2 separate regions of the Mus musculus genome follow, and region 2 is linked to region 1. Evidence: chromatin contacts called from ENCODE Hi-C or POLR2A ChIA-PET data. All regions are on one chromosome and are shown on one strand. The core of a region is the stretch at or near the end of the contact, and the rest is flanking DNA. Distances in the headings are between cores, read along the strand shown.

Region 1 (4,953 bases), core at 1,452-3,951:
ATAAAATGGAGGGCGAGGAGCTCCCTGCAGGGCCTGGTTAATGGGTCCCAGCAATATCCCTGGCTGTTAGGAACACACACAAACACACACACACATACATACACACACACACACACACACATACATACACACACATACACACACATACATACACACACACAGACACACACACAGACACACACACAGACAGACACACACATACATACACACAGATACACAGATACACACATACATACACACACATACATACACACACATACATACACACACACACATACACACACACACACATATACACACATACATACACACAGACACACATACATACATACATACACACACACACACATACACACACATACACACACACAGCTACTTTTTAAATCATAACATTGGGGAGAATGCCTTAGCAAGATGGTAGGGTTGAAGAGTAATGAAATCTGGATATTTCTCCGACTACAGGGAGAAGAGTCACACATCATAAATAGAACTGCCATGTTGACAGTCTGCTTGCCAAAAAAAATAAAAAATTAGACCTTGCTTTACTTTGTGTATGAAAAGAAACCTCTGGTGGATGAAAATCTAATAAAAAACCCTAAATTTTGGTATTACTTTAGATTTGAGGAGAAGTACTTCATAAAAAAAGCAAATAAAACCCTGAAAGCTATTTTTTTAAAAAAAAAAGATAGCCATATTTGATTAGATAAACATTTCAAACTCTTATATTTAAGAAAACATGTCAGTGAAGTCCAGACACGGTAGTGCATGCCTGCAATCTGCACTGTGGAGATGGAGAGAATAGAACCGGAGCTCTGTGCTATCCTTAGCTACATAGGCAGATAGGGGCCAGCCTGGGCTGAAGACCGTCTTTCCCAAACACAAGAAAATCATGGTCAGCATTGCTAGAGGTGGAGACCCAGGCTAGCACCAGGGATTTGCTTTGCTCTTTGTATTCAGACAAAAGCAGTCCCTCAAAATGTCGATAACGGATCTTACACTCTGACCTTAGCTAGACAGTGAAGTGTTCCTGCATCTGCTCCAGGATCTCACACCAGAGATCTGAGGTTCACTGGGAGGCCACACAACTACACATCCCACGGGCTCGGGATGTGACAAGGACGTGTTTCTGTATGAATTATGATTGTAACGAAGACGAGGCATGGAGCTGTTGTGATAAGATGATAACACTGGGTCTCTTTACTCAGAATACGTTTATTGGTTTATAAAGCATATAAACATTTGATGAAATCATTCCTCCTAAGAACAGAGAACAAGGACACGTAGAACACACTCACATTATACCTGACTCCTCCTCCTCCTCCTCCGTTTGAGATGAGAGAGACGGTAGGGTATATAGCTGCATATTCCATGAAAGGATTCCTTCGAGTTTCTCAAAGTCTTTAACAAAACAACAGCGGCTGCTGAAAGCCTTGTAATCTCTCTAGTGGTACATAATACTGATACAAAAGGTGGGTAGTACAAAGTTCATTATATATAATATAACGTTTTAATATATTACATTTGTTCTACATAACAGACTATAAATAGATGTGCCATAGCATGTTTAACAGTCATTGCTCCCAGCTCTTCACACTATGGTACCAAATGAAAAGAACAGTTTCTTTCTTTCTTTTTTTTTTTAACATAAGCACACAGGCAGAAACCAGTAGACATAGTTTTATAGGTTAAAATTCTAAAGGATACAGTAGATGTTATCATAACCTCGGCTAAAAAGTAATTTCGAAATCTGGCTAGTGATTATCTGGAGAGCAAACCAACCAATTAAGATTTTTCTGCCATCAGGAAGCCACAAAGCTAAAATACTGAGGACTTGGGGGCCTGACAGGAGTGGAGATAGAGGAAGAACACCAGCCTGAGCCTTTACCGCCACTTGACAGAGAACCCTCAGACACTGCCACCAGGGCAGCCACGTGGGTCTCCACCCAGCAGAAACCCTGAGTTTCTGTTCTGTTCTCACAATTCTTCGGCCCCGTCAGGAGCCTCTGCCGACGTTCCTCTCTTTTGGTGTTCTGAATTAAGGCACAGCCTGAGAGATGAGGAAGGAGCAAGCTGCATCATTTCCTTCCTGGGGCCAGGCCAGGAGACACGTAAGAGTCCGGAAGGAACTCTCATTAGGAGTAGGAAACGCCACAGGGAACTCGCCTGTAACCCGACTGTGAAGAGCACGCAAACCTTCCAAAACCAAACCCTGCCGGCCGCCTTTGCGTTTCCTGACAGGCCACAAGCCCACCTCCACCAGAGCCAGCACAATGCATCTGCAGGCTCCAACCGCTCTCCGAGCGAGCTTGCGCCTTCCTTCCTCCCAGTCCACATCCCACACTTAACACTTGGCTCATAGCCCGCATCCTCCACAAAGCCTCCAAGGTAGACAGACTCGGCCCTGGGACATCTCACCCATCCTCAACACACAAAGCATTGCCCATTCGATCCAGTTTCACAGAGGTGCCGTTGCCACTTCTTGGAGGACAGAGCCACTGTTTGAAAGTCTTTTGCTTTAACTGGTAGTGAGACCACAGCAGGGCACATTATATAGGACTTTTAAATGAATGGAAAAGAGAGTAGAGTCAACACATTCTTGGGTCATGGGCATCTTCTCTGGAAATGCCCTGAGGACAAGCTCCTTGCAGTCTGAGGTCCCTCCTCCAAAAATGAAAATCAAATGTGGCTACTTCCGGGTGGTGGAAAGAACAACACTTGAAAATCTAAGCAGCACCTCTCTCGTGATTTCCAGGAGTTGGGGGCGGAGCCGGGACAGGACCACTTCCATTTAAACAGGAGGTGAGCGCAGTGTGGTCCCTGAGTCAGCGTGAACTGCAGCATCCACCATCTTTAAAAGTCCTGCCTCGTCGCTGGAGTACACGGTGGTGTCTGTGTCATCTGAGTGATACCCAGACTGGTAGCCACTGGTCTGGTTGGAGCCTTCCGAGGCCACAGACTCCCTGCTTTTACTGGGCATCATTCCACTGTAGAAGAAACAGCAAGCGAATGAATTAAAAAGGGAAGCCGGCTCATTTGCTTTACACAGTCACCAAAGCCCGAGCTCAAGGAAGTAGAATCCCCTCCAGAGACACTAGCCCCTCTCTCTCATTCCCTAATCAGCCTCAGACAAGGTCTACTCTCAGGTACTGGCATGAGCTAGTAGTCGCAGATAAGTCCTCTTATTCGGGTCCAAGTCTTTCAAGCTTGAGACGAGATAAAAGGCCGTTCTGCTGAGGTATGCAGAGCCCCCAACCAATGGAAGAGTTTTACAGCCTTGACGATTGACAAGTTTGTCTACAGTGATAGAAGTCACAGGGTCTCTTTCATGATATTAAACGATATCGGGATGGTCTAAAAGTTCATTTGTGTTTTTCCTGTTCGGTCACCTAGGGAGCTAAGTGGTCTATAAAAGATGTTAATAAATTTGTAGAGGGGGAGAAAAAAAAAAAAAGCTAGTGTACAGTCAGGCCAGACATGTCAAAAACTGTTTTTTACTCATCCAAACCAAATTCTTTGGACAAATTGGGGGTTCAGTCACTCAGCAGCAACTGGAGAATGTTTCCAATGACATAGTAGTCATGTCAAAGCTAACAAACGTGGGCTGTGTGGACCGAAAAGCTCGGGCTTTGCCCTCGAAGGGGTCTTATTCTTATTATTCATGATAAAAGCCACAGAGAGAGTTTGTTTACTCTGTGTTCAAATACGGTTTCATGTAAGTTCAAAGAACCACAAGTATGTTTCCCCTCCCAGCCCCGCTCTTCACTTCCCACACCAAACCAGTTTGTGTCTCAAACAGAGGCATGATCCTGGCCACCTAATAGCTCTGAGTCACTATTGTTTGAGTCAATGAAAGAAGCATGTGGTTGGTGCCCATGCCTTCTTGCTGGGCCTTAAAGAAAACGGCCAAGTTTACTGTGGCTACTGTTGTTGTATAGACATCACTCAAAAGTCCATAGGGAACCCCACCTCGTACAGCAGCTCTCTGGTGTGTAGATCAAATCTTGGGTTTTCCCTACCTAGAATGAGCCTGCCAGCAAACAAATAACTACTCTTATCCCACTCTTCTTAGAAACATAAAGATTTTTTTAATATTTAAATCAGGTACATTTATTCAAAGCCTATATATACCTGTTGAGTCATAAGGAAGAATGACTCGAATAAATTTAATAGTTTTCCCCCAACTGAAAAGGCAGTGACTCAAAGAATCATATTTAAATATATGAAATAAGTGAATATGTATGTATTTATATATCATCTTTCTTAATTACAGATAAAGCCATCTAAGTACAGGTTTGACAGTCCATCAGAGTCTGCAAAGTCTTCACTCTTCAGGATCATGGTACCTGCTGACATCTTTGCAGTTTGGCCAGGGCCATAGAAGCCACAGGTCACTCTGCTGGCCCGTATCAGTCCCATAGCCTTCACAAATGTAGTCATTAGAAATTGGCCAAATACTCTAACTTGCTTCAGGGTTTTCTTCAGACTCACCAATTTCATGGCTTAGTTTATTTTACCTCTTTATCAAATTGCTAATTTGGAATATTAATGTCATCAACCTCCAAAGGCACCAGAAAAGAAACCACATCTACACTGAATGTCTTTATTATGCCCTTCCAAAAATACGTATTGAAATATTCTTCCTTAGTAGGCTGAGTCTTACCCAAAAGATGGAGATAATTTGTTCCTGTCTTCCAGAGTTTTCAGCTCTTCTGATGCAAGGACCATCCCACTGTCTGTCTGGCTGTCCTTTTTAGGAGACAGTGAAATGACACAGTGAGTGTGCACGTGACCAGCTACTTTAAACTCCTTTCTCAATCCATCTAGCTGACAATAGGACTCAATGTCATGCCAAAGAGGGAAAGGGTATGGCAGCCAGCGACTGTGCAAGCCACAAAGGAAGCAAATGCTTCGAGGAAGTAGACTTGGGCTAAGGAGAGAGGAAAGGTCAGGATG
Region 2 (5,423 bases), core at 1,205-3,704, 44 kb after region 1:
CCTGAGACAGCTATAGAACTGGGTAGTCATATTCAATTAATCGGCATAATATTTGTCAATATGAAATAAGTCACTGTCCCTAACATAGGCAAGCAGTTAAAATGCTCTTAAACAAGCCTTTCAATAATGGAATCTTACTTTGTTTGAGAAGAAGCAGGAAATGAGAAAACAATTTGTTTGATAAGTAGATTCTAAACATGACTGAGAACCATTAACCTGCAAACAATCACTGGATACGCTCATCTGATGAACTCATTAGTCAGGCAGATGTGTGAGGAAAATGTAGTAGTAACTCGTCACAAACTGCGCCCACTGCACCACCACAGTAAATGGCCTTTATTCTTCAGTGCCAGGAAGCGAGCGCAGAGCCTCAGCGCTCTACCGCTGATCTACACGCCAGAGCCACTAAGAGCTTCTCAACTGTCTCTGTAATAACATACAGCCATAGATTCTCTTAGAGTGCAGGCACGTTGGCTATGCTCATCTTTAAAGGATGCCCCATACCAATACATGTCTGCAATCAAATCCAGTCAATGAGGTTATCAATAACTGGAGATTTACATCAGTGACTAATGCTCATCCATCGCCTTTATTAAACCTCATTCATTTTCATCGGCAAGTTTGGGTTCTGTTCTTTAGACAGCTCATTCTGACTGCAAGAGGTACATATGCTACTATACAATAAAAGCCCTTTTATGTTCAAATCCGATAACCAACATTAATTAATTTGTGCACTGTTATCCTTCCCGCTCAAAGACCAGAAGGAAAAACAACAGCGGCTCTGTCTCGAGACTTGGATGGCACCAATTATAGCCCAATCCAATTAAGCAAGTCACACACTCCAAAAGGGCAACCTCCATCTTATTCAGAGAACGGGACGCTGTTAAGCTGCTACACTAGGAATTCTCTGGGCTTTAAAGCAACTTGCTTCTCTATGGAACCCAGGGCAAGCACATGTTCCAGGCTGTCTTTCTCTTCCCAGAAAGGGGGAGAGTGCGGCCTTCTCAGGAACAAGAGGGCACTCGTGGTGGAGCTAGCCTGATGAACCAAGTCATTATGAGGAAAACTCAATAGCTCTAGACAGGCGATCTTGGCGCCGTATGTCAGTGCCAATGCTTTTAAGCCATGCGATTCTCTTAGGGCGCAAGGAATGTTTCTGCAGAATTGACTTCTTTTTTCCTGATTCTCCATTCTCCAATGGGTGGAGATTGGAAATCTGCAAACTGTGGCTTCAAAAAGGAAATGACAGAGAAATAGAGGAGGAAGAGGAGGAGGAAAAGGAAGAGGGAAAGGGAAGGGAAGGGAAGGGAAGGGAAGGGAAGGGAAGGGAAGGGAAGGGAAGGGAAGGGAAGGGAAATTATTGCACAAAAGCCCAAGAGCGAGTGTGGGCCTAACCTTGAAGCAGAGGGCATTTTAAAACAAGAAAAGTGACCTATAACTAGGTGCCAAGCTCAAGAGTTTCTGAGACTTTCAGAGTTTACCCCAGGACCAGCGCTTTGGAGTCGGTAAGTGGAGAGTTATTTAGTTTAATACACCTGGAGAAGCTGTCACAGAAGAGAAAGCCGCGTCTTCCTCCTACCAGCAAAAATAGCATTCTGCATCAAAGAAAGTTGAGGGAGGAAAGTGTTGCTCTATGAAGAGACCTCACCTCACATAGTCCGTGCGCTTACACGCTGGAGCTAAAGGGGAGCGGAGCCAGAGGCGGATTCCCTGCCCCACACTAGGGCGGTGGGCAACAGCACGGAGTGATTGATGCCAGCCGGGCCGCTTGGCTTGAGCTGGCTTCCCAGCGTTTGACCGCCTGTTCCTGCCAGTGGGAGCATCTCCTGCCCCGGCTCAGGCCGCCTTTCCACTCCTGCCTACCTAGCGCCAGGGGCTGTGACGGCTCCGCAGGACACGCTCCAACCGATGCCCGGGGGAGAGTAGAATCCTGGCTGAGTCATTTCGGAAGAGTCTTTGAACCTCAGTTTCCCCATTGGTAAGTGAAAGAACACCCAAGGGAGGAGGGTCTCTAGAGCTCTACGAGTTAGGTCCTCTTCTATTCCCACTCTCCGCCCGCACCCTACTTCTCCGCCTTACTACTAAAGAGTGGGCTTCTTACCCACAGAGGCGGCTCGGGTCTCCACGCAGAACCACAGAGCGACAGCTAGCAGCGCCTTGCTCTCCATCCTGCACCTCGCGCTGGGCACAGAGCCCAGTTCTCAGGCACAGACTCCTTCTCCGTCCCTGGCCCGCAAAGAAGTCACAGAGGCGGTATGCGCCCCCGCAGCGCAAGACCGGGGAGAGCGCGGGGCACCGGCGCCCTGGCTCCAGCCGCGGCTGCAGCGGTGTCCGCGGAATCGGGTCAGCCAGGTTATCCCGGCTGCGGGACACAGTCTGGGCTTTCAGTCCTGCCGGGTAGCGGTCCGCGCGATCTAAGGAAACACAGCTTACTCTCTTGGGGTCCTGAGGACTCAGGGCAGAAAGAGAGCGCCGGCTACACACTAGCGAATGGGGGCGGGGTCATTACCGGGAGGGGTGGGGACTCCCTGCGTCCGGCCACGCCCCCCACTGGATACCAGGTTTGGGTTTCCCGGTTTCCCACGCCCACTCCCCCACTACCCCGGAACTGTGCCGGGCGGCAAGTCGCATCTGAGAGCAAATCTGGACGCAGCTCGGTTTCTGGTGGAAGTAAAATGTAGCCAGTAATGGGCTCTGAGACACTTGCTGCCCCCAGCAACCTGGGAAGCATCACCAGAAACACGAGGCCCACTGCGCCCTCATTAGGAGCCTGCAAGTGCAGAACTCTCTTCGCCGCTGCACTGAAAGTCCCAAGGGACCAAAAATCCGCCCGCAGTTGGGAGCATGAAGACAAGAACCCCTGAACCTAGATGTACTCGGGGCACAAACTTGCAGTGAGTTGGTCAGTACTTGGAAGTTTTGTTTTATGGTGCTTTGGCCACCGCATCCCCCGCCCCGTCTGAATGTTTTAATTAGAAGATAGGCGCTTATCCAGGTTGCCAACGCCTCTACTGTTTTCTCGTCCATCTGGCAACTTTAAATCGTCCGAAGTTACCTGATTAGCCCTAGAAGACATTTCGGTTGTGAACTCCTGCCTGGCTCGGTCCAGAAAACCCATAGCAAGGAGATGCAGGGAGCTGGCGGTGGTCAGGGCTCCAGGGCAAATGCACAGAGAAGAGCCCCCGGTCCTTCTCCAGTGGCTGCTAGAGTGCTTTTGTCTACCCAGTTCCATGACCACGGTCCCCTACAGTAACTTTGGCCAGGCCCCTTTTCAGAGCTGACCTTTCAGCCAAGATATGCTTGGGGGGAAGAGAAGGGAGAGTTTCTTGCCAGAGGCGCCAGTGTAGGAACAAAGAGGAAACCGGTCCCATGTGAACAGTCCCCCCCCCCCCCCCAGCTATGTAGACTTCAAGTAGCGACTAGAGAGGAACAGCAGCCTTCACCCCTCGTTTTCTTTCCATTCCTTTCCTTCCACGCCTGGGAAATGACAACAAATATCTTGTGACATGTTTTACTCCTGGCAAAAACCAAATGCATTTAGAATGATAGTTTAAAGGACAGTCTTTCAGCCAGACAAAGAGATAAGATTATTGTCTCTACATCGGATCTAAACTACACTGATATGCATGATTAATGATGTAACATGGTGCTTTTCTTTAAAAAAAATAAGGGGGGAAACAGGCATGCTCCTTTATCACGTGCCTAAGCCTCAAGTATGGTGCCAGAAGCAGGTGGCAAACCAGGAGGGTTTGTAAAATCCAGGTTCACTATAAAAACATGTCAACACATAGCGAATCTATATAATAAAATTATACTTGAAGATCTTGGGCATGTTTGGTGTGGGCATCCTCATTTAGCAGAGGCATGCCTGGTCTGCTCACATTTAGCTTTGTTGTATATTCAGCTCCTCACGAATGAAAACTCCGTATGAAGGCTGCTTGGTGTACCTATCGACAGCGTTCTGAAGGTTCTGGCTTGTTCTTTTTATCGGTGTTCCCCTGGGTGTGTGGCCTCTTAGCTAAGAGGTGTATTTACTTGTGAACAGGGTAGAATGTTTAAGGAAACTTCTCTTGCAGAGAGTAAAACAAACTCAAACAAACCTCAGCAAAAGAGCCAAGGAGGGCTGTCAGATCTGGGTAGAGGGAGGGACGATGGATCCTGGATAGGCGAAGGTAGGTCTTCTCCATCCCGGTGGCCAGACAAGGCTTCTCTCGAAGCCTTATTTACAATTCTGGACACTTCCCCTTCTATGTTTTACTTAAGAAGACAGTGTCTCCTCTAATACAAACCAGAACCTGCAGGCCCGTGGTAATCGCCCCATTTAGAATTCTTAGAGGAAACGATGCGTCTTTGATTGGCTATGGCACCCAAATTTAACAGGATCTCAGTGAAATCAGCCTCCTATACTCCCTCCCTCCACACACATAGGGAAATACTTTACACTTGTTTTGGGCCTTTTTTTTTTTTTAAAGACAAGATGTGTTTTAAAAAGGAAGAAGAAAAGGAAAAAAGAGAGGGAAGGAGAGGGAGACGGTTCAGCTTGTGAAGTTTCAGTGCAAGCATGAAAACCTGCGTTTGAGCTTCCAAACTCACATTTTAAAAGGCTCATGTGGTGCCAACCTTGTTATCCCAGCACTGGGGAAGGAGAGATAGGAGGATCCCCAAGGCGCGCCAGCCCAAACGGAGATGAATCAGCTAGTGACCTTCAGGCCAGTAAGAGGCAGTGTCTCCCAGCTGAAGCTCTTGAGAAATGATACTCAAATATACCTCTGGCGGGACCATCAAAACTGGACCTCAACAGAGCAGGAGTGAGTGCGCGTGCGCGCGCACACACACACACACACACACTTGTTCAAGAGCATTCTCTATTTGACACAGACATAGATGAGCAGTAGGAAATGTTATGAGAAGTCCCCAGAAAGATCGCACTTTATAAATTCCAGGAAGTGCTCGCCTGCCGCAAAGGTAGGTGGGAAAGAAGACATCTTTGCTTCTTACACGTTTTTCAAAATAAATGAATAAGTTCATTTTCACAACTACAGTGTGGCGCACTACCCTTCCTTTTCTAGTGGCTGCTGTGGTTTCGGTCATTGCCACCAGTCAGTCACATGCTTGCATGGCACTTCCCCATGTTTGCTTCGTGTAAGTGTTTTCTTAAGTTTCTGTTTAGCAGAGCATGTGACTACCTCGCTGGCAAGGTGGGCTCCGTTTATAAACCGAGCACACTCACGACTCTCAGACTTGGCTAGCCCTCCTGCGTTGTTTCCTTCTCACCATGCCCAAGTTTATTTTACTCTGTGTATGGCTTGTGTCTTTAGGAGGAAAAGAAGGCTCAGTTACCTGGAAGTCAGACTCACTTCGCTTGTTCTGTCAGAGTTCAATTCTACTTTACAGTGTGATGAGTGTTTTAATGACTTTCCATT

Evidence for each region. Hi-C counts contacts between places; a loop is a spot of excess contacts on that map. ChIA-PET counts read pairs that join two places held with the same protein, here RNA polymerase II (POLR2A).
Region 2: a loop to region 1 is called in a map of heart, with 2.4 times the contacts of the local background. The contact joins the promoter of Kdr here to the enhancer-like site in region 1. A Hi-C loop is called at or near these places in 5 of 37 maps with a recorded cell type or tissue (all heart). POLR2A ChIA-PET finds 5 or more read pairs at or near these places in 1 of 5 experiments (embryonic stem cell).

The regions. Positions count from the first base shown.
Region 1 is chr5:75,931,635-75,936,587 of GRCm38, forward strand. It overlaps Kdr (kinase insert domain protein receptor), which reads right to left. Exons shown (of 30, transcript NM_010612.3): 29 at 4,661-4,746; 30 at 1,193-2,984. The coding sequence ends at 2,789. Among named protein-coding and RNA genes, the nearest start is that of Gm32727, 43 kb to the right of the region's middle. Within about 2 kb of position 2,702, at least 1 of the 3 ENCODE cell types and tissues checked has a DNase peak (open chromatin) inside an H3K27ac peak, as active enhancers do; it is heart, where a contact is called at or near this core.
Region 2 is chr5:75,976,001-75,981,423 of GRCm38, forward strand. Kdr (kinase insert domain protein receptor) reads right to left here and starts at 2,455. Exons shown (of 30, transcript NM_010612.3): 1 at 2,102-2,455. The coding sequence starts at 2,168. Gm32727 (a long non-coding RNA gene) reads left to right here and starts at 1,332. Exons shown (of 3, transcript XR_868500.2): 1 at 1,332-1,978.